Linked DNA regions of Homo sapiens: region 1 is linked to region 2. A link is an interaction called in ENCODE POLR2A ChIA-PET data of the cell type or tissue named here. Cell type or tissue: A673. All regions are shown on one strand. Each heading gives the region's core, and the rest is flanking DNA. Links, peaks and the distances in the headings are about the cores only.

Evidence for each region. ChIA-PET counts read pairs that join two places held together with the same protein. Peaks named below come from ENCODE experiments on the same cell type or tissue, not always from the same donor. Only the 100,000 strongest peaks of a DNase experiment are listed, where the experiment ranks them.
Region 1: POLR2A ChIA-PET joins it to region 2 with 5 read pairs; 2 of 35 experiments call an interaction of 5 or more read pairs at or near these places.

What each region holds. Positions count from the first base shown.
Region 1 is chr3:156,706,813-156,719,669 of GRCh38, reverse strand. It overlaps the pseudogene METTL15P1. Among named protein-coding and RNA genes, the nearest start is that of TIPARP-AS1, 38 kb to the right of the region's middle. In A673, for the core only: no CTCF peak of the experiment used is centred there; no DNase peak of the experiment used is centred there; H3K27ac peaks cover 2,799 bases.
Region 2 is chr3:157,043,318-157,056,219 of GRCh38, reverse strand. It overlaps LEKR1 (leucine, glutamate and lysine rich 1), which reads right to left. Exons shown (of 13, transcript NM_001004316.3): 13 at 10,091-10,880. The coding sequence ends at 10,470. Among named protein-coding and RNA genes, the nearest start is that of LINC02029, 32 kb to the left of the region's middle. In A673, for the core only: no CTCF peak of the experiment used is centred there; no DNase peak of the experiment used is centred there.

The DNA.
Region 1 (12,857 bases), core at 4,858-12,857, 340 kb after region 2:
TAATATTTCAATAAAATAATTCAACTCCTCCCATCCCACTTATGGGAAAGCTACTATATGCCCCTGATTTTTTTGTAGAAAGTCCTGTCTGAGTACATTGAGAGTGCTATAACAAGTTACCATAAACTGGGAAATTATAAACAACAGAAATTTATTTCTCACAGTTTGAAGTCTGGAAAGTCCAAGATTGAGGTGCTGGCAGATTTGGTGAGGGCCCACTTCTTAGTTCATAAGACAGGTATCATCTCGCTGTGTTTTCACATGGCAGAAGGGAAGAGGGAGCTCTTTGGGGTCTCTTTTATAAAGACACTAATCCCACTGAGTGCTCTATCATGACCTAATCACCTCCCCAAGGCCCCACCTCCAAATACCATCATACTGGGGATTGATTTCAACATACGAATTTTGGGAAGACACAAACATTCAGCCTAGAGCAGTACTTGAATTCTTCTGCTATGTTAGATTTTTTCTGGTTGCCTAATGTCCCTCTCTTGGCTCAGTTCTCTATCACCTGCAGGCTTATCTATTCCTAATCTATATGACTCCAAGAGTAACTATTGTAAGACTTTCCTTAAGACTTGTGGATAACACAGGGTAAATACAGTTAAGAACTGGAAAGAATTTACAATCTAGGCATCAAAACAATGCCCTTCCTAAGTTCATGCACTGCTGCCCATTGCTGGGAATGTCTTAATAATTCTGTCCAGTGTTGAGCCTGGCCTGTTTCCCTGTTGTTGGTACTATTCTTTTCCTTTCAGAAAACTTTCTGCCTTTCTAAATGTTTCCTGAATTCAGAGCCCAGCCCCCAGTTTCTCAGACTACTGCAGGCTACTCTGTTATGCCAAGGCCATGAGTACAGCTGCAGTCTGGGCACTAAACTTCTCCGGGGGTGCCATTCACACTGACAACTGAATAATGAATGCTCCCTGGAGTTGTACAGTAAGATAGCCCTGCCTCTTTCCATCAAGAATGGGGTGAATGCGAAAACTCCACTTTCAAAATCAAGAAGCCCATTAGCTAAGAGTATATTAAATAAAAATGCCATTCACTATAGGTCGCTATCTCTCCCCAAACAAACAATAAATAAAAGCTTTTGACTCCAAAGTTATTAGATTGAATTATTAGGCAGAGATCAAGGTCAACATTTTTGTACTTCCCTTCTACAAGTCTCTGTGCTGGAACTGGGTCAATAAAACATTTATTAAACCCCTTTCTCAATCAACTCCTGTGTGTCTAGATTTCCTCCCCTTTTCACCACCACCGCTGCCAATAGCAACAATACTATGATTACCATCACCATCATCATGACCTGCATGATCGCCTTGACCATGAACATCACCACCTCCGCTACCACCATAACCATCTCAATCACCACTATACAGCTGACTCTTGAAAGACACAGGTTTGAATTGTGCAGGTTCACTTACGTATAGATTTCTTATGCTTCTGCCACCCCTGAAACAGCAAGACCAACCCCCCCTTCCTCCTCCTCCTCAGCCTACTCAACGTGAAGATGATGAGCCTCATAACTTTGTGAGGTAGGTACTGTTATTATTCCCATTTTACTGATGGACATTTACTGAATGATGATCCAGTTCCAGTTAATAAATAGTGAATATATTTTCTCCTCTTATAATTTTCTTCATAACATTTTTTCTATGGCTTATTCTAAGAATACAGTATATAATACATATACAAAATATATGTTAATCAACTTTACACTATCAGTAAGACTTCTGGTGAACAGTAGGCTATTAGTAGTTAAATTTTGGGGGAGTCAAAAGTTATATGTGGATTTTCTACTGGGTGGGGGGTGTCCGTAACTCCCATGTTTTTCAAGAGTCAACTGTATCACCATCACTACTATCATGAACATCACAATCACCATCAACATGAAGGCCCACTATCATCACCCCAACAATAATGATCACTATCACTACAGCCATCACTACCTACTTGGCTTTTCTGAGGCCCTGTGGCAATTGTCTGAAAAGCTGCCAAAGCTCTCTAAAGTTCTTTATCCTGGGAATTCTATAGGCATGTCTGCCAGCCGTCTGCTTCTGACTTTGTGTACTAGCCAGATACCCTTTCCCTCCATTTCTAGAGAAAAGGATAGAACAAAACTCATGTCCAAGTCCTGATCTCTTGCTTCCACCCAGCCCAACTGTAGGCTCTGACATTGGCATCTTCAGGTTTGGGATTGATCCTGAGCTTTGTTAAGCACGTAACCAAGCTTCCGTATTATTGTTTCTACCCTTTTCATCCTATTGTTTCCTTCTGTCTCTAGAGAAAACTCCCTGTTCTATTTCCTGGACCTAGTGCCATCCAGACAACTCTAACTCGTGAAAAGGGGTAATGGTAATTACAAGTGACCCCTTGCCTTTATCGGCTCCCTCAGGTCCTTGGTTATCCTGTGACAGAAAACTCTAAAGTCAGAAAAATTTTCAATCCACTTGGCACCCCAGTAAGAGATTGAACATCTGCCACTCTTGGAGCCAGTTGGTTTCTCACCCTCCAGAAATGGGAGATTTCTGTTGAACAAGAACAGCAGGGTTGGGAATGCCTTCACTTGGAGGATGTGTCAGTGCAACGGTGGAAGCCTTCTTGCAATAGCTTCAGGATCCATCACTGATCCCTGAGTGGAAGATATAAGCATTGTGGCATATGCCTTCACAAACAACATTGGCCATGAAGGCACAGCCTTCCTAAAGGCTTTCCATTTTCTTTTTAAACTGAATATGGTCTAATACAGAACAGAGAGGGAATGGGAATCAGATTTTAAAAAGTAGACTGGGCATGGTGGCTCATGCTTGTAATCCCAACACTTTAAGAGGCCAAGATAGGAGGATCGCTTGAGCCCAGGAGTTGGAGACCAGCCTGGGCAACATAGTGAGACCTCATCTTTACAAAATAAAATTTAAAAATTAGCCTGGTGTGGTGGCATACATCTGTAGTCCTAGCTACTCAAGAGGGTGAAGTAGGAGGCGTGCTTGACTCGGGAGGTCAAGGCTGCAGTGAGCCATGATTGCGCCACTGCACTCCAGACTGGGCAATAGAAAAAGATTGTCTCAAAAACAAAATAAAAAAATAATAATGCTTTCCCTGTAGTTAGAAGCACTTCTATAGTAGGAGCTAGAAGCAAAAAGTTGAAACAGTACCTGAACATCTCAAGTAACAAATCAAAAACTAACTTTTGGTTTGATTATCCGGATTGAATGAAAGTGGTATATAGTATAGGTGGAAGCAGGCTACAGTGACTATAAGCACAAATTCCAGAACCAAACTGCTTGAGTTTAAACTTAGTTCCTCTGCTTACTTGTTATGTGACCTTGGTTAAGTTACTTAACCTCTTGAGGCCTTAATTTGTCCATCAGTAAAATGGGAATAATAACAGTACCTATCTCACAAAGTTATGAGGCTTAAAATGGCTAATGAATGAACAGTGCTTAGAATAGTGTCTGGCACCTATGAGTTCTATTATCCCAAAAGTTGTTTCAGTTATATGTCACTTGGCTTTTTCAGACACAATCATAGCATTAATGTTCTTGTGAGCCCACGTCTGGATAAGAAAGAGCCGATGCATCTACTTTAGTGTGGAGGGCTCCTCTATCTTTTCCATCACACAATCTGAGGGAGAAGGCCTCACAGAGCACAGGGTTCTTAACTTGCCTTGTCTAAGCATCATCCAATATGCTTATCAAAATTCAGGAGGTTTGAGAAAGGGTCCAGAATCTAGTTTTCACACTCCCAGGTGGTGATAAGAAGGCTCAGGGAAGTTGTAAAATGTTGCGCTAGCATAGGAGTTGGCAAATTATGGCTTGTAGGCCAAACTATATTTTCTTTTTCCCTTACAAACAGAAGCCCAATCTTGTTCAGGTATGGGTGACCACTTGCTTAATGGATAACTCCTATTCCCCAGGGAGTGAATGTTGGTTATTTCAAAGCATTCATAGTCAATCTGTCCTCCTTGCCAGGGATTGGTTTAGGCATGGTCTTGTGATGCAACCCGGAATAGTAAGACATAACTGAAAGTCCACTAGAGTGTTACTGTAAGGTTTTTCTAACTCTTATAAGACACACACACACACACACACACACACACACACACACACACACACACACAAAGGCACTTCATGAGGATCAACCCTTTCTACATTTGGATGTTGCAAATGAGATGTGGTATTTGAAGCCAGAGCAGTCCTTGCAGTCATGAGGGAAGAGCCAAGAGAATCACACAGATTCCTTAGAAATGTTGCACCTTTGAATTAATCAATCTTGAATTAATCTGTTCTAGATTTCTGTTAGGAGACATATGGAATTCATTATATTATAATTTAAGATACTTTTATGTGTCTTTACTGAAACAATCTGATCACCTTGACCCTCTCCACATGACTCTTTGGAGAAAGGTACAATAGAGAACAAAGTTAAGTGGATGTCCCATCCTTCAAAGCAAAGCTTCAAATGAGGTCCTCTGGTAAGAAGCTCCTGATTATGAACAATAAAAAGCTGATTAGAGCTGGGATTATTCTTAATAAGGTTTGAGACCTTAACAACGTCTTTATGAAAGATAATATTCTTTATGAACAAGGGGTTAAAGAAAACTCTGTACCTTGCTAAGCTTAAGAAAGCTACTTTAGGCGTGGCGCATTCAGGTTCTCCTGGACCATAGTGGTAGTCGCTGGCCCGAGTTAGAGGCCAGCTGAGAAGTCTTCGTGCTTCAGATTTGTTTACCTACAAAATGCTTCGGTATCCATATTTTTGTAGAATGTATAAAGAATGCCTTTCATGTTGGTTGGAATCTGGCATACCTAATTTAGGTGTCTGGCCAAAAAGAATACATACTACAGCAGAAAAATATAGAGAATATGAAGCCCGGGAGCAAACAGATCAAACTCAAGTCCAGGAGTTACACAGATCTCAAGATAGAGATTTTGAAACTATGGCTAAATTACATATTCCAGTAATGGTGGATGAAGTTGTTCATTGTTTGTCACCACAAAAAGGACAGATTTTTCTAGATATGACATTTGGTTCGGGAGGGCACACAAAAGCCATTCTGCAGAAGGAGTCAGATATTGTTCTCTATGCCTTGGACAGAGACCCAACAGCTTATGCATTAGCTGAACATCTTTCAGAGTTGTATCCTAAACAAATCCGAGCTATGCTGGGCCAGTTCAGCCAGGCAGAAGCCTTATTAATGAAAGCTGGAGTGCAGCCAGGAACTTTTGATGGAGTTCTTATGGATCTTGGGTGTTCCTCCATGCAACTTGATACTCCTGAAAGAGGTTCTTCCCTTCGGAAAGATGGCCCTTTGGACATAAGAATGGATGGTGGCAGGAACATTTCCTCCCTCTGCTATTTATACACGGAAAGACTTACTACAGCAATCTACCTATATTGCCACCAAGACTTTCCAGGCTCTTCGCATATTTGTGAACAATGAGCTCAATGAACTCTACACGGGACTGAAGACAGCTCAGAAGTTTCTGAGACTTGGTGGTCGTCTTGTTGCCCTCTCCTTCCATTCACTAGAGGATCGCATCGTCAAAAGATTTTTGCTTGGAATAAGCATGACAGAAAGATTTAACCTAAGTGTTAGACAACAAGTGATGAAAACATCTCAATTGGGTTCAGATCATGAAAACACGGAAGAAGTCTCTATGAGAAGAGCTCCTTTAATGTGGGAACTGATACACAAGAAGGTATTTAGTCCACAAGATCAGGATGTACAAGATAACCCCAGAGGGCGCTCAGCCAAGCTTAGAGCAGCTATCAAATTATAAGTTACCATCATCTTATTCTTCAAATTTTTTCTCACAATTTCTCTAATCTTTACTCATGTTATGTCCCTGAATGTCTTGGTATAGGTTTAAGTGTGGGACAGTCTGAAAATTGATAGCATTTAGCATTTCTTTTTTCTCAAAAAGAAACTGTAGGAAATACATGACAGAGAAAGTTACACTCAGGGAGCAGCAGCACCTCCAGACTGGAAAAATGTGTTAATCTTTGCATCATATTGGACTCTTGAAGGCAATCCTTCCTCTGGCCAGGAAATTTTTTAAAAAATAATACTGTGTTGTGTTTATCTAAATACGTAAACTCAAGCTACCAAAGAGAAAGATGTTGTAATCACATCTGCATGTCCTAAATTTTGAATTTAGATATTCCAATTTGCATCAGTCTTTCTGTGGCTCAAATAATGATGATTATGGAATGAATTTTAATGTCCCTACTTGTGAATAATTAGCTTTCTCAAATGTAGGCTTTTTACAAATTTTAAATTTTAAAATATTAGTTTAAATGTGTGTTATACTGATAAAATTTCATCTTTCAAATTATAGTCTATTATTTTAAAGGGATTTTTCAGTATGATATGGGCCATTTTGTTCATCTATCGCAAAGTAAAAATGTAAAGTCGTTACAGAGAATTGTTTCACAAAACTTATATTTCATGTCAATTGTATTTATTTTAATAATAGCTCACAATGCCTTTAGTAAGTAATAAAGTCTCTTATTAGAATCTTGTATTTTTTAATTGAGCTAATCAAAATAATTCAGCCAAGTCTATTTGAAATAGAAAACTGTCTATTTAATATAGTAAAATCAATGCTCCCTTAATGTTGTTACAAAGATATGGTAACTGTAATATGGGTAAAAGTTTATTCAAGAAAAGAGTACTTGGTAGAAGATTCCTTAACAAATTGAGGAGATTGATTCATAATTCACATGTCAATTTTTTATAGTAATATGTACTTCTAATTTATTATTTATACTTGAATTGTGACCTGAAAGATGAATTGGAGATAATTAGTCAAAGGGCACATGGAGTATGGAAGGGGGCATGTTGATTAACCATACATAGAAATAAATATTCTCTTAGTTATCCTTGAAATCATATTTATACTATTAATTTGCTCAGTGCACTTTTTTCAAATACAGAAAAAAGATTCTCCATTATAGTTACAAATTTTAAGTTGGTGAATCCAAGTGAATGAAATATCAGCATAACTATGTGGGCAAAATAGATAGAATTAAATGCATGAATTTTTCTCAGACTTATTTTATCTGCCTCTGTAATATTTAACTTTAGTACCCAGGCTTGTTCACTACTTCTGCTTTACAGGCTTTATTTAAATCTGAACAATCCCACAGGGAAATCAGAATTAGGAAAAAAATCTGGAGAACAATATGGTTGAAATAGAAACAAGAGAACGCACCTAGGTTAATTCCCTGAATCCTACTTGAACAATGTATAAATTTCTCTTTGCATATAATACATATTTGTGAATGAGACATATTCCCAAAAAATTCTTATCTCTGTATGTGATTGGAAAAGAAAAGATCACATTTGTATATTCAACAATCTTTCACCTATTTCATAAGTCATTTTTTCATCCTGTATAGTATGGGAATTATTTTTTATGTTAAATAGAAACTGAATGTACTGGGTTGAATGGTGTCCTCTCCAAAATTCATGTACTTCCTGGAGCCTCAGAATGTGACCTTATTTGGAAATACTGTGGTTGTGGTTGTAAGTAGCTAAGATGAGGTCATACTGGAGCAGGGCAGGCCCTTAATCCAATATGACTGGTGTTCCTTATAAGAGAAGATAGGGCGGGCATGGTGGCTCACGCCTGTAATCCCAGCACTGTGGGAGGCCAAGCCAGGCAAATCGCTTGAGGCTCAGGAGTTCAAGACCAGCCTGGCCAACATGGCGAAAACCCATCTCTACTAAAAATAAAATTAGCCAGGCGTGGTGCTTGTAATGTCAGCTACCCAGGAGTCTGAGGCACAAGAATCACTCGAACCCGGGAGGTGGAGGTTGCGAGATCACACCACTGCACTCCAGTGTGAGCAACAGAACGAGACTCTGTCTCAAAAAAAAAAAAAAAAAAAAAAAAGGAAGAAAGAGAAGATAGAGACACAGGGGAGAATGCCACATGAAGCTGGAGGCAGAGATTGGAGTGATACATTGTGGGAACCCTCAGAAGATAGGAAAAAAGCATGGAATAGATTCTCCCTCAGAGTTCCAGTAGTTGCCAACCCTGCTAACATGGTTTTGCACATCTAGCATCCAGAACAGTGAGAACGTATTTCTGCTGTTTTAAGGTACCCAGTTCATGGTAATTTGTTACAGCAATCCTAGGAAGCTAATACTCTGACAGAAAAAAATCTTGGATAATATGCATGAGAAAAATCCTTCAATAAACACAAAATTGGTTTCAAAATGTTTTCATGTAAAAATAAATTAACTTTTCTGTAATAAAAAAAAAAGAAAGCTACTTTATATCCTGGAGAAAGGAATTTCCTGGGCTCTGAGCTAGTTAATAAGTAATTTCTAACTAGCTTGGTTCTCTTCCCCACATAAGAAGAACACTTAAAGGACGCTTGAATCTGCAAAGTAAATTTACTATTAGACAATCTCAATGCTAAGATTTTCCATCCTACATCTTTTTCACTAACCAATTTCCATTCTCCCCCATCTTCCACAAGAGATCTGTTTTACTGGGCTATCTGACTAACTGTAGTGCTTGCCATTATTCAGTATTTAACTGCTCCTTTGAAGAAACCTTACTTTAAATGGGTTTATCTTTAGCATGTAGATATACCACTTTCGGAAAGCCACTGGTAGTCTACTCTTGGAATTTCACACAAATTTTAACACTTTCAACAGGCTTTTGAATTTTTCACATTTGTAGAGCTCGTTTTAATTATTAATTTATATTGGAACAGTTCTCTGATGATTCTCCAATATCATTACTATTATTTTTACTATTTGTATTAGTTTTCTATTGCAGCTATTACAAATTACAACTTAGCAACTTTAAACAACACAAATTTATACTTACAGTTCTGGAGGTCAGAGTCCCAAAATCAAGGTGTTGGCAGAGCTGCATTCATTCTGGAAGCTCTGGGGGAGAAGGTGTTTTCTTATGTTTTGTAGCTCCTAAAGGCCATCTGCATTCATTGGCTCATGGTCTCAGCCTCCATCTTCAAAGCCAGCAGTGCAGAGCATCTTTCCATCTCTGACTTGTCTCCTTATAAGGACCCTTGTGATTACACTAGGCCCACTAGAAGATAACCTATCTCAGGAGTCGGGATTCCTAATCAATAGTGCTTTTTTTGCCATATAAGGTTACATATTGACAGGTTCTTGGGATTAGGACTTGGACACTTTTGTGGGCCATTATTCAGCCTACCACAGTACTTACTATTCCTTCTGCTGCTACTACTGCTATTCTTACTACCACTCATTAAAATTTGATTGTATATCAAGAGCCAGGCACTCTTCTGCTTTACATTCTTTATCTCAGCCAACAAGCCACATATTCAAATTGTGCAAATAACTTTCTTGGGCAGGCTTGTAACTAAGCCATTGCTTTCTGATAAGTAAATGACACTAATTTATCACAAAATTGAATTCCCCTAACAATGACCCACAAAATCTGCATTCCCACTCCTGTCTAGCACTGACTTGTATGTGCCTATGTTATTAATAATTATAAATAAGACTGCAAACTTGTAGCTTAGAAAAATATAGTCATAAATCTATAGTAATGGATATAAACTGGCATTTAGAAATCCAGCTACATTTATGAGTGGTTGGAACTAATGCTTATAGATACTGGATTCAATTAGCTTAGACCACTGAGACTAATGCTAATTAGATTCATGATTGCTACTTCTATAGGGAATAGTTAATTACACCCAGTTTAGAAACTATGACTTAAACCCTTATCCAAAATACTATAAAATGCATGACCTTCAAGTGAGACCTTTGACAAAAAAAGTGTAGGTTAATGCCCCAAATCTATCACTGCTGTTCAAAAAACAATTTATAAACTGATGGTTGCACAAGAATTTCTTATTCTTATTGACGAGTACTATATTATCATGTAGTTGTGTAGCACCTGTTGAGTGTACTCTTGCCACTCAAATCTGTTAAATAAGATCCTTAATATACTGTGATACACTTTGAAGAGCAGCGTGATGTATCTAACATGAGGCCCACCAAATGGACAATTCGGCACCTAAGACTTGCTAAGCATTAGAAGGGTTAGAGGCTCTTGAACTGGGTTGAACCTATTAGCTATCTGATTTAAGGCTATTTTAAGATTGGATATAATTAAGGACATGCACCTAGTTAAAAAAGGAAATTATTTAAACATGAATATAGAAATAGTCTAGCCCAGTGGTTCTAGCCTGTTAACTATGAACACCAGCAGCATATTGGAATTATCATAAGGAACCATTAATCCATTTAAGCATCATATATGTCTATAGACTAAGTATATCACACATATCAAATGTAGATATATATATTTGTGACGAGTAATCCAAGTTTGATTAAAAAAAAATCATTGAATTCCTGGTAGCTTTTGGTCATTCTGCATTTTAGAAATCATTAGGTAATTAAGAATTACTATGATAATCGATGAAATTGACATATTTAAAATGGCTGGGCACTGCTCCTCTAGCTTGAAGAATTTGGCAAGTGTTCATGAAACACTTCTACCACACAAACACTTCCATTCACGTAAGATTAAAGCTTCAAAAGAGCTGCCATCTGACAGTTCTATGCAGGAGTTGTCTTCCAAAAGATACGTGAAGAAATGAGTTAAGCAATAAAATAAGACCAACTAATTAATGCTGATGAAATCTTTCAATAGCATCTTTTTCTTTCTATAATGATGGCTTACAAGTAAGATTAGAAAGTTAAAGAAGGTAAAAAGCACTGTTTAATTTCTTTAACTTGGCCATAATAAGAGTACTTAAATCAACAAACTAGATGGGACTGTTTTTAAAACTATCTTTTAATGGAAAATGTATCTGGCTTTTAATTTGTAAGTACATGCTATAAGTTGTTTGTATAGCACTTTACAAAAAATTTTTGCATTGTAGTGTTTTAAAGTTAGATAGTCTCATCATTTATAGTCATTTAAAAAAGTCAAAGATGAGAAAGATGAGAAAACTAACCATGTGGTAAGGTTAAGTGATTTGTTCAAGGCTGTATAGTTTAGTTACAATAGAAGAGCTTAAGTTATTTTTTTAAAACCGCATGGTAATAGCAACAACATACGTGGTATGGATTAGATTCCAGAAAAGTACTATGTAGGATTTTCTAAAATGTGTTTTGACTGTTAGATTCAAACTAAGGAAATCTAGAAACATCTTGCAGTAATCTTACTTTCCTTAAATGAAGGAGGAAAAAACCTCTCTTTAAACTGACAGTATGGTATTGGATTCCTATTTAGTCATTTTCAGACCTTATATAATAAAATTTCTTTACAAGTATATCAGGCCCTAGTGACTTTTTATAACCAACTAATTGTTTACTAAAACAAACAGGTTTGTAACAAGGTGCAGAGATGGGTATTAGATTCATAATACCAAGGATCCAATATTTATAAACTTTGGACACATACAAAATCTTCCTGTCTATAGGATTGTATGACTGGAATCTCAGGGAGTTTGTAGACTCTCTTTTCCTGGAAATCTTAACCATAGTTTAAGAGCAAGTTCCAGCTTCTTGAAATGGTGTAAATTACAGCTGTGCTGGTAGAAGTTACTGAATGCCTTTTAGTATGTTTTAAATCCATAGAACCATTACAAAATTTAGACTGACTTGGTAGTTATTACTTAGTTAAAACAACATACGATGCTATTACAGGGATATAAAAATCATTACACTGGGGCTAAAAGCACTGTTAGAAATGCTTATGTATACTAATCAGATGACTTTGCTAGCTGGCTGAAATCTAAGGGGCTTTGAGAGCTGATGAGACTTCTACAATTCCATTCCCCCACTTTTTTTTTCTTGAGACAGTTTCACTCTGTTGCCCAGGCTGGAAGTCAGTGGCACAATCTCGGCTCACTGTACCTCTGCATCCTGGGCTTAAGCCTCAGCCCCCTGAGTAGCTGGGACCACAGGCACACATAACCGCACCCGGCTAATTTCTCTATTTTTGTAGAGACGGGGTTTCGCCATGCTGCCTAGGCTGGTCTCAAACTCCTGAGCTCAAGCAATCCGCCTGCCTTAGCCTCCGAAAGTGATGGGATTATAGGCATGAACCACCATGCCTGGCCATACAAATCCTTTTTATATTTCCTTCACACCCAGTGAAAGGGACAACCTGCTTATGTTTTTCTCTGCAGCTGTCTGCTGATACAGATTGAGTTTCCCTTATGGGAAACACCTGGGACTAGAAGTGTTTCGGATTTCAGGTTTTTAAGTATTTGTGTATTTCCCAGTTGAACATTCCTAATCTGAAAATCCAGAATCTGGTATGTTCCAATGAGCATTTTCTTTCAGTATCATGTTGATGCTCAAAAAGTTTTGGAGGCCAGGTGCAGTGGCTCACACCTGTAATCCCAGCACTCTGGGAGGCCAAGGTGGGAAGATCACCTGAGGTCAGGAGTTTGAGACCAGCCTGGCCAACACGATGAAACCCTGTCTGTATTAAAAGTAATAATTAAAAAAAAATCAGCCGGGCATAGAGGCGGTTGCCTTAATCCCAGCTACTCAGGAGGCTGAGGCAGGAGAATCGCCTGAACCTGGGAGGTGGAGGTTGCAGTGAGCCAAGATCGCACCACTGCACTCCAGCCTGGCGACAAAGCAAGACTCCGCCTCAAAAAAAAAAAAAAAAAAAACTTTTCCATTTCCTCCAAGTATTACCTGCAAAATAAAATATTGATTCTTCTCTTGTAAATGATAATGGGCTGCTAGATAATGTACTTTCTGTAGATTCACACTGCAGAAAAGTTTAAGCAGCAAGTTCTGGTTAGGTCTGTTCATTCAGTCACTCAATCATACATTTAACCAACCAATCAACATTTACAGATCACCAACTATG
Region 2 (12,902 bases), core at 1,812-9,811:
AGCTCCTATAATGTTATTGTTACTATACTGCTGCTGCTGCTGCTACTACTGTGGTGTACCTGGAATCTTCCAACATAGCCAACTTCTCTATACATGCTGCTTAGTCTTCTGACATCATTGCTGCACAGAGAGAATTCCACGTCCCAGGATCTAACACCACTGCTCATCTCTCCCTCCCCACCACCACTCACACAAACTTTTTTAGCCTTTTTTTCAGACTTGCCATCTTAGAATGTTCCCAGCAAAGTGGCCTTCGGTGCCTTGAGGGGCAGCACCCAGTTGGCACAGCAATGAAGGTCCAGTTTCTTTTTATGATTATTATTTGTTTGTTTTGTTTTTTTGAGATGGAGTCTCACTCTGTCACCCAGGCTGGAGTGCAATGGCATGATCTCGGCTCACTGCAACCTCCGCCTCCCGGGTTCAAGCGATTCTCCTGCCTCAGCCTCTGAGTACCTGGGACTACAGGCTTGTGTCAGCACGCTCGGTTCATTTTTGTATTAGAGATGGGGTTTCACCATGTTGGCCAGGCTGGTCTCGAAGTCTTGACGTCAAGTGATCCACCCATCTTGGCCTCCCAAAGTGCTGGGATTACAGGCATGAGCCACCATGCCCAGCTGAGGTTCTTGTTGATACTCTGTTGCTTTTGGGCTGTGAGTCTTTGGTCTTTTTTCATCACAGGGCCTTTTTTTTTTTTTTTAATACAGATGGGGGTCTTGCTATGTTGCCCCAGCCTCAAGTGATCCTCCAGCCTCAGCCTCCCAAAGTGCTGGGATTACAGGCATGAGCCACCACACCTGACCCATCACAGAGCTTTTAATGGGATATTGGAAGGGGCTGCTTCAAGGCTTGTTAGCCAGATGTCATGCCATCTTATACTGGAAGTCTATTTACTACTTTTAAAGTGGGAACACAAACTGTGGGAGAAGGCCTGATGCCTGTGAAGACAGTCCTTTCAACAAGCAGGGAGGAAGTCTTTTTGGTAATGAAGGAAAGCCTCTCAGTGACCTGCAGTGAGACCTTGACCCTAATGTGAGTTGGCTAAGGCAGTATAATTGCCCCATTTTTACATGTATTTAGATAAGTTAGATTTGGTGCTAAATTATCCTCTCAGGATGGCTAAGACTACATCTAAATACTGCTGAGACAATATCCTTACCATTTGTCCAGGAAAATTCAGAACGTTTATGAGAAGATCTGTATGCTGAAACCCATGGTATTAGGTTTAGAAAAAAGGTTTATGTTCAACATTTAACGGTTGAATTTCAATAGTATATGAATACACAGTTCTCGTCATTGAAAGTTTAGGTGCTTTTATATTAATGAGGCCAGAAAAGCCATAAATAATAAAACAATGAACAGTTCATAAAGATTTTGTGATTGAAAAGCAGTCAGGACCATACACTCAATCAGGGCATGTGCCCTTAGACCCAGTTGGACACTCTTCTCTGTGCCCTTTCAATAGCTGTTCTAGTTCCTGGGAGGGGTGGGGATGACTCTAGGAGCCCTGGGTATATGGGGACCATGGACAATTAAGAGTGTGCCTATGAAATTAGCCTAAGAAACATTTAGGATGTCAGTAACTAAATTAAGTACAGCAACATAGACTCTATACATATATGCATGACCAGTTTAAAGCATCAAAGTACAAATTACAGATGAAGGCATTTTCAAAGGCCTTCACTACATAATCAAAACAAACTCTAACATTAAGTTGTATGACTATATCTGAATCATCAATACAACATTAAAACATGGAAAAAAGTTCTCTTTTCATCAAATAGAGCCATCTCTTCCTACCAGTGTACTACATCTAGGACACAAATGGTAAAAACAAGTATAATCTCTTTTTCTGCAAGTCAGTGAGTTGTATAGATACTGAGAATTTGATGACATTAACAATGATTGGCTCAGGTAACCATGTTAGTTACAAAGAGCTTAAGCTCTCCCTGACCCCAAACTCAATTTTTATGTCTCACATTTCTCTTTCATTACTCTTCTCACTGCTGCCAAGGGCTGGAAATTGAAGAACTTTTATCTTGGTGATTGTAGGTCTGTCTTAGACTCCGTAAGGTAGATGGGCTTGGTCAGTCATGGGGTCCCTCTGGTTAAGAGTATAAGGATTTCCATGGGGATATGGTCACAGAGAACCACAAGGACACCACCAATGCTGACTCGGAGACTTTCCTCTTATGCTATGTGGGGCTCAAGGCCAGATGAGACATGCAGTAGCTCTCAGGGTCCCCTCAAAGACACAGTGAACTCCTAGGTGGAGGCAGGCTGAGGGAAGGGAGCATAGCTTCTGCCTTGGTTCTGAGGTCTAGGGCCCAACTCCTGGACCTGAGGTACTCTACCGGATTTTGCCAGAAAGTCTAAAGCTCTGACGCAAACAGGATTCTGGTTGACCTGACTTGAGAACGTTGAAGAGTGGTCTTTATTTAACATGGAGTCTGTGTACCCTAGGAGTACTTGAAGGAGTTGATGATTGTTAGTTCATAGGGCTTCTGGTATTTCCCTGACATAGATATTCTTGTTTAAGTGTAGCGCTAAAAACATGATATTTTAGTATACACTGAAATTTCCTCAGTCCAGATACAAGGTAGAGTGGAGTGATGGGAATAGACAATTTCGGACTAATGATTCTCCTTTTCTATGCCCTGGCTTTGTTAAAGTATGCATCTGAGGGACAGTGTCATGAAAGCAAGCCAAAAACAACATTAGTAAAAAATGTTTATTGTTGCAAATGCCCCCTCTGGCAATGCATTTAAATATAAGCAGCTCTTTTCACTTCTTCTTGATATTAATCCCTAGGACACATCATTAGCTGGAAAAAAAAATCTTAAATAGCCAAAGAAGTATAGGTTAGCGTCACTAATTCTTTTAAATGTAATTAACAATGTTTTCTTAAACTCAACATTTATAAATAAAATTTTAATCAAATACATTTTGATTAAAATATGAAGATATATTTTTATCTAGTCTATGAAAACATACTGGATAAAAGTTCTTTGAGGTCTTTCCCCTTGGCACTTATTATTTAATGAAGTAGTTAATATAATTTTATTAGACACTGTTTGAAATGTTCAAAACAGTAAAATCCTCATCTAAAGATGTTTACTTTTTTCCTATTAATAAAAAGTAAATAAGATTCTATGTACAGACCAATTCTTTTTGTCTGCATCTACCATTCTTTTCCATTCAATGTAAACAAAATGTTAGGTATTCATTCATCTCATCAAGAAATTCATTGTTAATACAATTTAAACTTTGCCTAATATTTATCAAAATTTGTAACATTTGTGTTACAATCTAGAAGTTATGCAAGTTTTCATAGTAATTTAAGAGATCAATAAAAGTTTTACAACCATGAAAATATCTTAATAAATTTATTTTGTAAATGCCAATATTTATAACACGCTGGTTGTCTTTACAATATTCTTTGTAGCTATTTAAACTTAGGATGAACTATTTCAGATATCAACCTAAAAATGTGCAAAAGTTACATAGTTTAAAAAATTTTGCAGGGTACATTAGAAAAATATTGATTTATAATTCTGGAGCATGGAACATGTAGAGTAAGTCCTTGTGTGGTCGGGCCAATCACTGCTATTAAATAAGTTAGTAGATTCTTTTCTTCCTAACCTCAAAAAAAATACATTTCTCAGTTACTACAGTGAACACTATGTACTACTTGGAAAAATAAAAAGATTCCGGTCTTGAGATACTATTTTACAGTTTACCAGCTTAAACCTCAACTCTACCATTAAAAAAGTCTGGTAATAGTGCATGAAAACTTGGCTGTGCTGGGTTTTAAGAAATTCTGCTTTAAATCAGTGAAAAAAGTAGTCACTTGAATCATAGCAGAAACCTTAATTCCCTAGAAATTTAAGGTTCTGGATAGAAAATGACAACTGTAGAACTCACTCACTTTTAAGAAGACAGAAGACAGAAGGTATCTCTTTAGATTAATGTGTTAGGCCATATCAAGCTCCCTTGGGAGAAAAGTAGATAAATCTGGCAATGGGGCACGATGCAGACAGACGTTCATGTTTTGTAGCAAATATATTTCCAGTGCTAAGTCTTTTTACACAAATGTCCTGTGAAAGGCTCTACTTAAAAATACTTCAATATTCTAAATTATATATCTATCTAATTCTTGGTTTGAATTATTAACTATGAGAATTATTAATGGTAATAACAAATAACCATACAAGCTAAATATTAGCACTAAATATGCTAATAAGAGGTATTCAAAAGCTTTTTAATGGCAAACAAAATAAATCCTTTTCATTATTTCTAAATTCAAAAATGTAAAGAAGATGGCCACCCTGTGGTGTCATGAGATGAGCTGACTTAATCCTTACAGACAAGTGAGCATAATGCCTCATTGTGTTAAATATAGATTTTGAAATTGAGAATCTAAATGGATCCTCATTCAGACATTGTTAGCTATACCTTTGAAATAAATCCATCTATGTGTAATACTGCAAGTTACAGTGTTATATTTAAGTCATTTAGAACTACTGTCAGGGAGAATAATGGTACTGTCATATGTTCTTCATAATTTTAGTAAGCTATCTAAGCATTCTATGTCTCACAAGCCTCAAAAGACAACCAGCATTACCAATTTTCTTTTGGGAATCAGATCTCCAAACACATGCTGTTAGGAGATTAGATTTTAGTATTATTCAGTTGCTTATGATCAAAACCAAAATGTTTCTATTGGATTTTTTTAGTAACTTTTTTTTAAAACAGTAAGTTCTTTACAGACTCAGGGCTTTGGGTGTTGGTATAAAATATTTAAAGCTTTTATGAATGAATATTGATTTTCTTTAATTCACTAGTTTTCCCTGGAGAGTTATAGATTCACAGTCAGTGGGTAAAGAAGTAGAATTTGCACGTGCTAGGAGTCAGAGTGTTAAATAGTTCATTCTATGAGGGTGGGTCTCAGTGTACCACAGGTTTCAGTTAAACATAAGGGAACTGAGTACAGCAAGGCTATTTCTGTTCAATACTAATACACAGCTCTTAAAAGTAGAATATGCCAGGGCCAGTGGTAACATCATAAGCAGTGCTTTTTAAACTTCAGTGAGTATACGAATCACCTAAGGATCTTATTAAAAATCAGATTCTAGTCACTAAGTGACTAGATAGGGCCGTCTGAGGGCCCTATTGTCTACAGTAAAATTACAGGTTTGGACCAGGTGATGCATCAGGCCCTTCAGAACTATAAAATTATTAATTTTTAAGATAACTCTTATTTTTATGTTAGCTGCTGTCTTCTTTATTTTCCTTCATAAATGGTTATTGAAAATAAAAAGAAGTTTTATTGTGCTGTGTTACTCCCAAAGCTTCCCATTTAGTTGCACTTTGCATTCTTTAAGCCAAGATAGTTATTTCTTTTTAAGGTCAATTTCCAGTCTTTCTCCATAATTCTTAGGACATTTATTGAGATTAGTATTTTCCTTTAACTTTAAGGAGATTTTTAAAATGAATACAGAGACTGTGGGGTTATTTGTTGCCTATATAAAAATGTAGTTTCTATTATTTCACATGTTTCAGAGAAGCTGTAATATTCTTAGATAGGGGCTGATCCTTTAATTGGAGCCAGTCTCATAAAACGCACTCCTGCTAAGATGGCAATGGCTGGTAGTGGTATTAAATAGCATTTAACAGGGAACAAATCCTTTCCCTTCTCTGAATAGAATTTGAATCAGTTGCCTCTTGTTTATCCCCAATATCAATATCTTTACTCAGAATTTCATTAACTCTTGCCTGAACTACTGTATTAGTCCACCAACTAGTATCCCATCTCCAGCCTTTCCATCTCATAATTACTCCAATACACCCCTGCTAGAGCAATGCTTCCAAATTTCAACAATGCACACCATGTCACTTCTAGTTGAAAGCCTGCAGTGGGTCCTTATTCAACACCTTCATGCAATGAGGTCAACCTACTTTTTCAGGTTCCCACTACTTCCCTTCACCAAATGTCTTCTACATTTCCCATAAACAGAATTTGTGACTCTTTTTATACATTTCTTCTACCTAATATACCTTCTTCCATAAATCCTATCTATTCTTCAAGATCCATTGTAAATGCCAATTCTTGCTTAAAGTATTCCCTGATTCTTCTAGCAAAAAGGTGAATTCACATAACACCCTGCTGTCAATTCTCTTTTTACCCAATATCCTTTGCTGTATATTCTAATTTCTATATATGCTCTCTCCCTGCTCTCTACTGTATAATTCCTGGGAATCTGTATGATGCTTTAATTTTCTTTGTAGCTCTCACAGTACTTTTTCAGTTCCTCGTGTCTGTTGAAGAAATGAGTGAATGAATAATACAGATTCAGTATTAATCTATGGATCAAGATGTTCAGAAACTGCAGAAGTTTAAAATTATTTATTAATCTATTATTATTTTGGGCAAATTACTTAAGTAATTTTGCCCAAATTACTTAAGTAATTTTGCCCAAATTACTTAATTTTGGGCAAATTACTTACTGTGACTCAGTATTCTCACATAGTTTCTTATGGAGTAAGGGATGTTTAGTAAATTTTTTTTAACTAATGAATATAAAGCACTGTGCTATATAAATGTTGGAAGAGAGGGATATCTTTTGACTTACTAGATCATGGTAAATATTGTCATAGAAAAGTGTATCCCAGATTCATCTATTATGTTCTTAAGAAAATTCTATATGTAAAATTCAGAATATACAAAGATGATATAATTTATATTTAATATTCTAAAAATGCAACACAATAGTATTGGCTTCACAACGTGGTATTAAACAGGGTTAATATTTTCAAGCAGAAAAGTCAAATTCTTTCTCAAAATACCATTGATACCACCTTAGCAATGATACCATAATTGTCTGTCATGATTTGGGGGACCATTAAAGGTGTCCTTTGCAAGAGATGGTCTACATTATTTTCCTAAAACGTGAAAATAAAAAAGTTTAATAATCTATAGTCATGATAGCATTTGTGAATTTTGAACACATACCAAATTGATTTCCTGTGCTCCATAAGCCGCAACGCAATGGTTAAACATTTTCAGCTGTAGTGCGTTACCTCTTTTAGGATACTAGGTTGATCTATTAGTGCAATAGTGTAAGAGTCATAAGAATTTAAAAAGATAAAACTTGAGAAAGCTAGCTCCATAGTCAAATAAATTAGCAATAATTGATCTTAAATATGACAAAAACTTTCAGACTAACAGAACATTAAAATATCTTAGTCTTACATAATTTTGTGTTAATGTATCTTCCAGTCAATTCCCTTACCAGAAAATGTGACTTTTAAGTAGTTCTGACCAACTACAAATATAGTAATTTAATTCAATAAGACTTTTAAAAATCGTTTGAGAATTCTATGTTAACTTAGAAGAATTCTCCATCTTTGTCCATGAATACCAGTTTAAGAAGAAAACCAGAGGGTTATACTTCTCTAAGGAATATTTTCTTTGATATCTTTTCTCTTAACACCTGTAAATCCTTCCATGGCAAGTCATGGCAAACATCAATCCATGGAGAAATTAAAAGTATTAGACTAAATATCCATTATATGCATTTGGAGCCTTATTTTTTCATCCTACTCAATTACTTTCCTAAGATTCCTTATAACTGTCTCATGCCAGGAACTTATTTATCAGTGAGAAAATCAAGAAAAGTTTGAATGTGTTCCTAACCTGTAGGTTACCTACTATAACGCTATTTTTTTTGTTGTTAAAGATGTCTTTCTTTAAAGGCAACATAGCTTAGTCGTCGCCATTCAAATGGTCTAGGTTGAAATAAATGTTAATATGACATTTCTGTTTATTCATGGAATTACTTCTCTGATATATTTGTGGAGTATAATACAACCTCATTGCAGATCATGATTCTATTCTCAGAGTGATTATTTACCGAAGTACTAATAAGGCAAAAATGTAATAGCAAACTGAGAAATCAGGTTTTGCAGTAATAGTCTACATCACCATTAGAAAAGCTTATGTGTGACTTTATAAATCTAAATATGTTCATAACTTAGAAAAAATGAAGAAACCTACTTTATCCCCATGGTTCCTGAAGATACAGACCCACTGTATCTCCATGAGCTGAAATTGCAAGACTGTAAAAAGCATGTATAACCCTATAACAAAGACTGTTGCACACAATAATCTCTTGTGCTTTCACTAAAGTTTTCACTAGATTTTGCCATTTTCCTTATGTCATGAGTACTCATAATTTAAACATGCAAACAACAGATCAGAGACCCTAAGGTCCAGTGCAGTGGTCGCCTGTTGGTATTATAGAAGATGATTTTAGAGGGTGCACCGACTAACACTTCTGGTGTTGTTGTTGCTGTTTTGAGACAGGGTCTCACTCTGTTGCCCAGGCTGGATGGCAGTGGCACAATCATGGCTCACTACAAACTTGACCTCCTGGGCTCCAGGGATACTCCCAGCTTACCCTCCCAAGTGGCTAGGACTACAGGCAAGCACCACTATGCCTGGCTAATTTTCATTATTATTTTTTGTAGAGACAAGGTCTCCTTATGTTGCCCAGGCTGATCTCAAACTCCTGGGCTCAAGCAATCTAAGTGCTGGGATTATAAGCATGGAGCCACCATGCCCAGCCAACATTTCTTAGATACACATTTATTTCCAAGTGTATAAGAAAAAAACAGTGAATCAAACTCATTATAGCTACTTCTCCTTGAGTCAAATTTACTTTTTACATAAATTTCCGGTTAAAAAATAAGTGCATTTAAGGAAAAATATAAACTACATATAGTGTAGGTGCTATTGACAAAGGTCATGATGGAGGCTTGGGAAGCTCCAGTGAGGTAGAAAGTCTGGGGTCAGGTGATTGTGGTTCTGGTTCTAGTTGTTACTAACTAGCTGTACTACCTTAGCCAAGTCACAATCTCTCTGGGCATCTATTCCTTATCTGTAAAATTACGGTTGGGGTGACTTCTAAGATCCACCCAGTGCCATTCTTCAATGATGTTGTGCTCTCTTGTCAAAGGCCATTACAAGGGATGCCAATCTTTGCAAAACAAAAGTAAGCATTCAACTCTTAACACAAGAGGCCATACTTAAACTAGTCAGGCAAATCAGTGGACCTAATGTGGAATTTTTTTGAGGTTAAGATACTCTATTAATAGAGTAGACTAATCTTTTGGAAGACTAGAAATCAATTTGATTTTGTTTAGTAACTTTACATCTTTTGCACATGGAAGGGATCCCAAACACCTTTGAATTCTCTGATCTTATTAAGATGGTCAAATAGCAGAGAATTTTATGTAGCATATTTTAAATGTGTTACTATTATTCTAATATGGGAATAGGAAGTCTGGATGTTCATGATGTAGTCAGATGGAGTATTTAAGTAAAGTTAGTTTTTGAAGGAAAATACACTTCTATTAGATGGAGAAAAACATAGATGAACACTAGACTAAGGCAAAGAGTTGTGTTTTAAGAAACAGGAAGTGTCTGCAGATTTAAAATAGAATAGATGATCTGGCTTCTGGTTTTACTTTTTCACTCTGAAAATAGAAAACATGTTAACCAGTTACCCATTTTCAGGGGTAATAAAATTTGAATCCCAAATTAGCTCTGTATAACTTTACTAAACTGTCTTGAATTAGTTCTTTTCCCAATGGTTCGAGAATACAAGGTCTAATAAAGACCTAACTCTGAGTACCAAAAAGCACTCATTGTAGAAAGTATCTATCAATATGATCAGGTTCTTTGTTTACTAAAATAATCTACATAATTTGAGAAATAAACTACCATTTCCTTGAATTGACATTACCATCTCTTTTTCTAGAAGGTCCCCAGCCACTCAGAGAAGATTGTCTTCCTGAAGGTTATCTATCATTAACTCTGAGCTAGCCTAAAGAGAAATTAGATTAACCAATTAGATTGTAAGGTGAGGAAAAGATGTTTTTGATTATGATGATGAGCTCTGCAACTACCTGAACTAAGCATTTTGGAGATTATCTAATTTTAATTAGATAAAGTACTTTTTTTTTCTGTTTGGAATACTTATTACATCGATTTAACCTATTCGGCTCAACAAACAAATGAACACATACCAACAAATCTCAAACAATCTATTTTTTTGTGGAAATATATCTGCTTGTAGTGGCGCAAGAAATTGAAAAGATGTTATGGGTGAAAAATTTTACCTGTGATCTCTAAAAGGCTATATTCATAGAGCACATTCCAACATAAACATAGAAATCGGACCTCTGGAATACCAACAACTTAATGATCTGTTACTCTATCAAAACCCTCTTGAAAAATAAGGCTTCACAATTTTCCAGCTTTTTACAGTCTTTTGTTAAATACATCTATAGGTATGCCTTCCTGATCTGTGAAAATAATTTTATCATTGTCATTCTCAGTTACAGTGAATTCCTGGCACTCTCTGAAAGAGCGTGCACGCTGTAGGGAGCTTCCTGCTCCTCATTTTGGATCATTGCTGACTCCGCCTTCTCCTAAGAATGGCAGCCAGTCTCTGTCTAGTCTCATTTGCTGAAGATGCTCCACCCCTGGGAGGATGTGGCTGGGGGAGAATGGGCACGCCTGATCTAACCCTCTTCGGCTTATCTGAGGTTGGGAAAGTGGTGGGTTTTGACACCCCGCGCAGGTTGGGAATTTGGATTCCTTTTTCAGAGTTCAGTCTTGCAAGGCTTCTCTCTCCATGATTACTGACTGCTGCAGCAGGGGAGGTTAGGCTGCCCTTGCTGAGGGAACACGGTGAGAATGGTAAACTTCCACGAAGCTTACTGAGCTCCAGGAGCTGTTCTCTGGCTTGACTCAAAGCCTCTGTCAGTTCAAAGCGTTCTTCACATTCTCTACGCACTGTCTCCTGAAGAAAAGTATTCTGAAAAGAGAGAGGGGAAAAGAAAGCAGACTTAGCTTTAAACAATGTACATAAGTAGATAGTTACGGACAATACAATTTGAGAACAGAACTGGAAATCAGAGGTCTGTATTCTTTGTCTCTATGACACTCTACCTCATGGGACAGACAAGTCAAGAACAGAAATAATCTGTGATGGTGGAAAGAAGTTGAAGAAAATATTTGGTTCAACCCTTGCAGTTTGCAGATGAGGAGTCAAGAACTACAGAGACTGAGTGACCTGTCCAGGGTTACTCAGATGTTAGTGGTGCGGCTGGAGTTAGAACTCAGGACTTCTTATACCTAACTTCAGTGGAGTTTCAACTTCTCTGCCTCAAGTCGCAGACAGTATGCTCTGCACATGTAATACTCAATAGTTAATAGCTGTAGAGTCATTAAATATATTCTTTTGTAGTGAAGGTATACTATAATAACATAAACAGGTAAAAGTGCTTGAAGTATAAGATTGAAAGAATAAAAAAATCAGCTATAGCGTTGAAACAATAAAATCAGTTCTCATATGATGCTTTCTCAGTGGAACTTAAATAAGAGGCTCATTTGCCATTCTGTAAGATAATATCCCAAAATAGAGAAGATCTTCTGCTACTAATTCTATTCATTCAGCAATCATTTACCAAGTTACTAGAAGCTGTAGTGAATACAGTCCCTGCCCTCAAGAAGTTTGTACCTTCGTAGGTTTGAGCAGAACTGCCTTTTATGTCCATAATAGAATCTAGACCCAAGGTGAAAACTGTGGGGATTAAAATAAGGAAGAACTTTTTAATAGATCTATCTGGAGGACACTCAAGGGTTGAATCTCACTTGACAGGGATGTACTGAAGCAAATTTAAGCTTCAAATGTGTGACTGGACTAGAGATAATTAAGTCTCTTCGAAATTCTGAAATTCTGCATTTCTAGTTGAGGTGTTACCTATGTTTTGTCTATGGAATTCATCAAAATTATTTCAAGTCCCATGGTAAGAATTAAGTCTTGGATCTCCCCAGTGTCCTGACATTCATGTCTTTATGATGTCAAAAATGAGGCTGAAAAGTAAATAATTCAAAGCAGTATCCTAGTAAGTAAACACAAGTAAAATGAGTGTGCTATAGGATTCATCAACTCAAAAATGAATTTCCATTAGGTTACCTTGTTTGTAAAAACAGCCAAGGCATTCCCAAGTCTGCTTCTTAGTGTAAAACATCCTCCCTAAGGGTTGACTGACTAATCTGCTGTCAGAAGAACTAAATAACAAAGCACCAGGGACAGTAGTATCTTCCTGTTTTTGAGTTTCTCATGATTATAGACAGAACTCTATTCAATTCCAAATTTGGTAATCAAAATGGAAAAATATGGAGCAATTCCAGATTAGCCAGTTGCACAGTAATTTTTTATAAAAGCTGCATTCCTGGGTCAAACAAATACTCATCATTTACATATACGATTTATTTACTACATGACACACATTTTAAAAAAATCATGGGTTAATCACTTGCTTCCAGTTATTTTTATTTTTTGGAGGAACTGGAGAGAGCAAGGATGGTGTTTGTGGCTTTATCACCTAGTTCTCATTAACTCTAGTGGAAACAGTTGTGGAAAAGGCAGGGGAGGAGGGAATAGAGAGGAAGATTAACAAGGCACCATGTTAGGTGTCATCTTATTTCCTGCTCCCAACAATTATATCTGACGAATAAAGACACTGAAGCTCACACTGTTATGTAACTTGCTGAGAGTAACTCCACTCTGAAGTAGTAGCCCTGCTCACTTTCAGAGACCTGCTCCATGCTGCCTATGCCTAAATTAGTTGTCTAATTCATTACGTCAAACATGCAGGGACCATTTTGTTCCCAGGACACTGAAAAAAAAAAAAAACACAGAAGGACATTTTCATCTGGTTTTGCCCAGGTTTTCTAAGTTCTATTAATCAAAGTTTCTTTTAAAGTGGGGGGAAGACCCAATCCATTATATTTTTTGCCTACTAGTAGAGTAAGCTGGCAACGTGTTGGA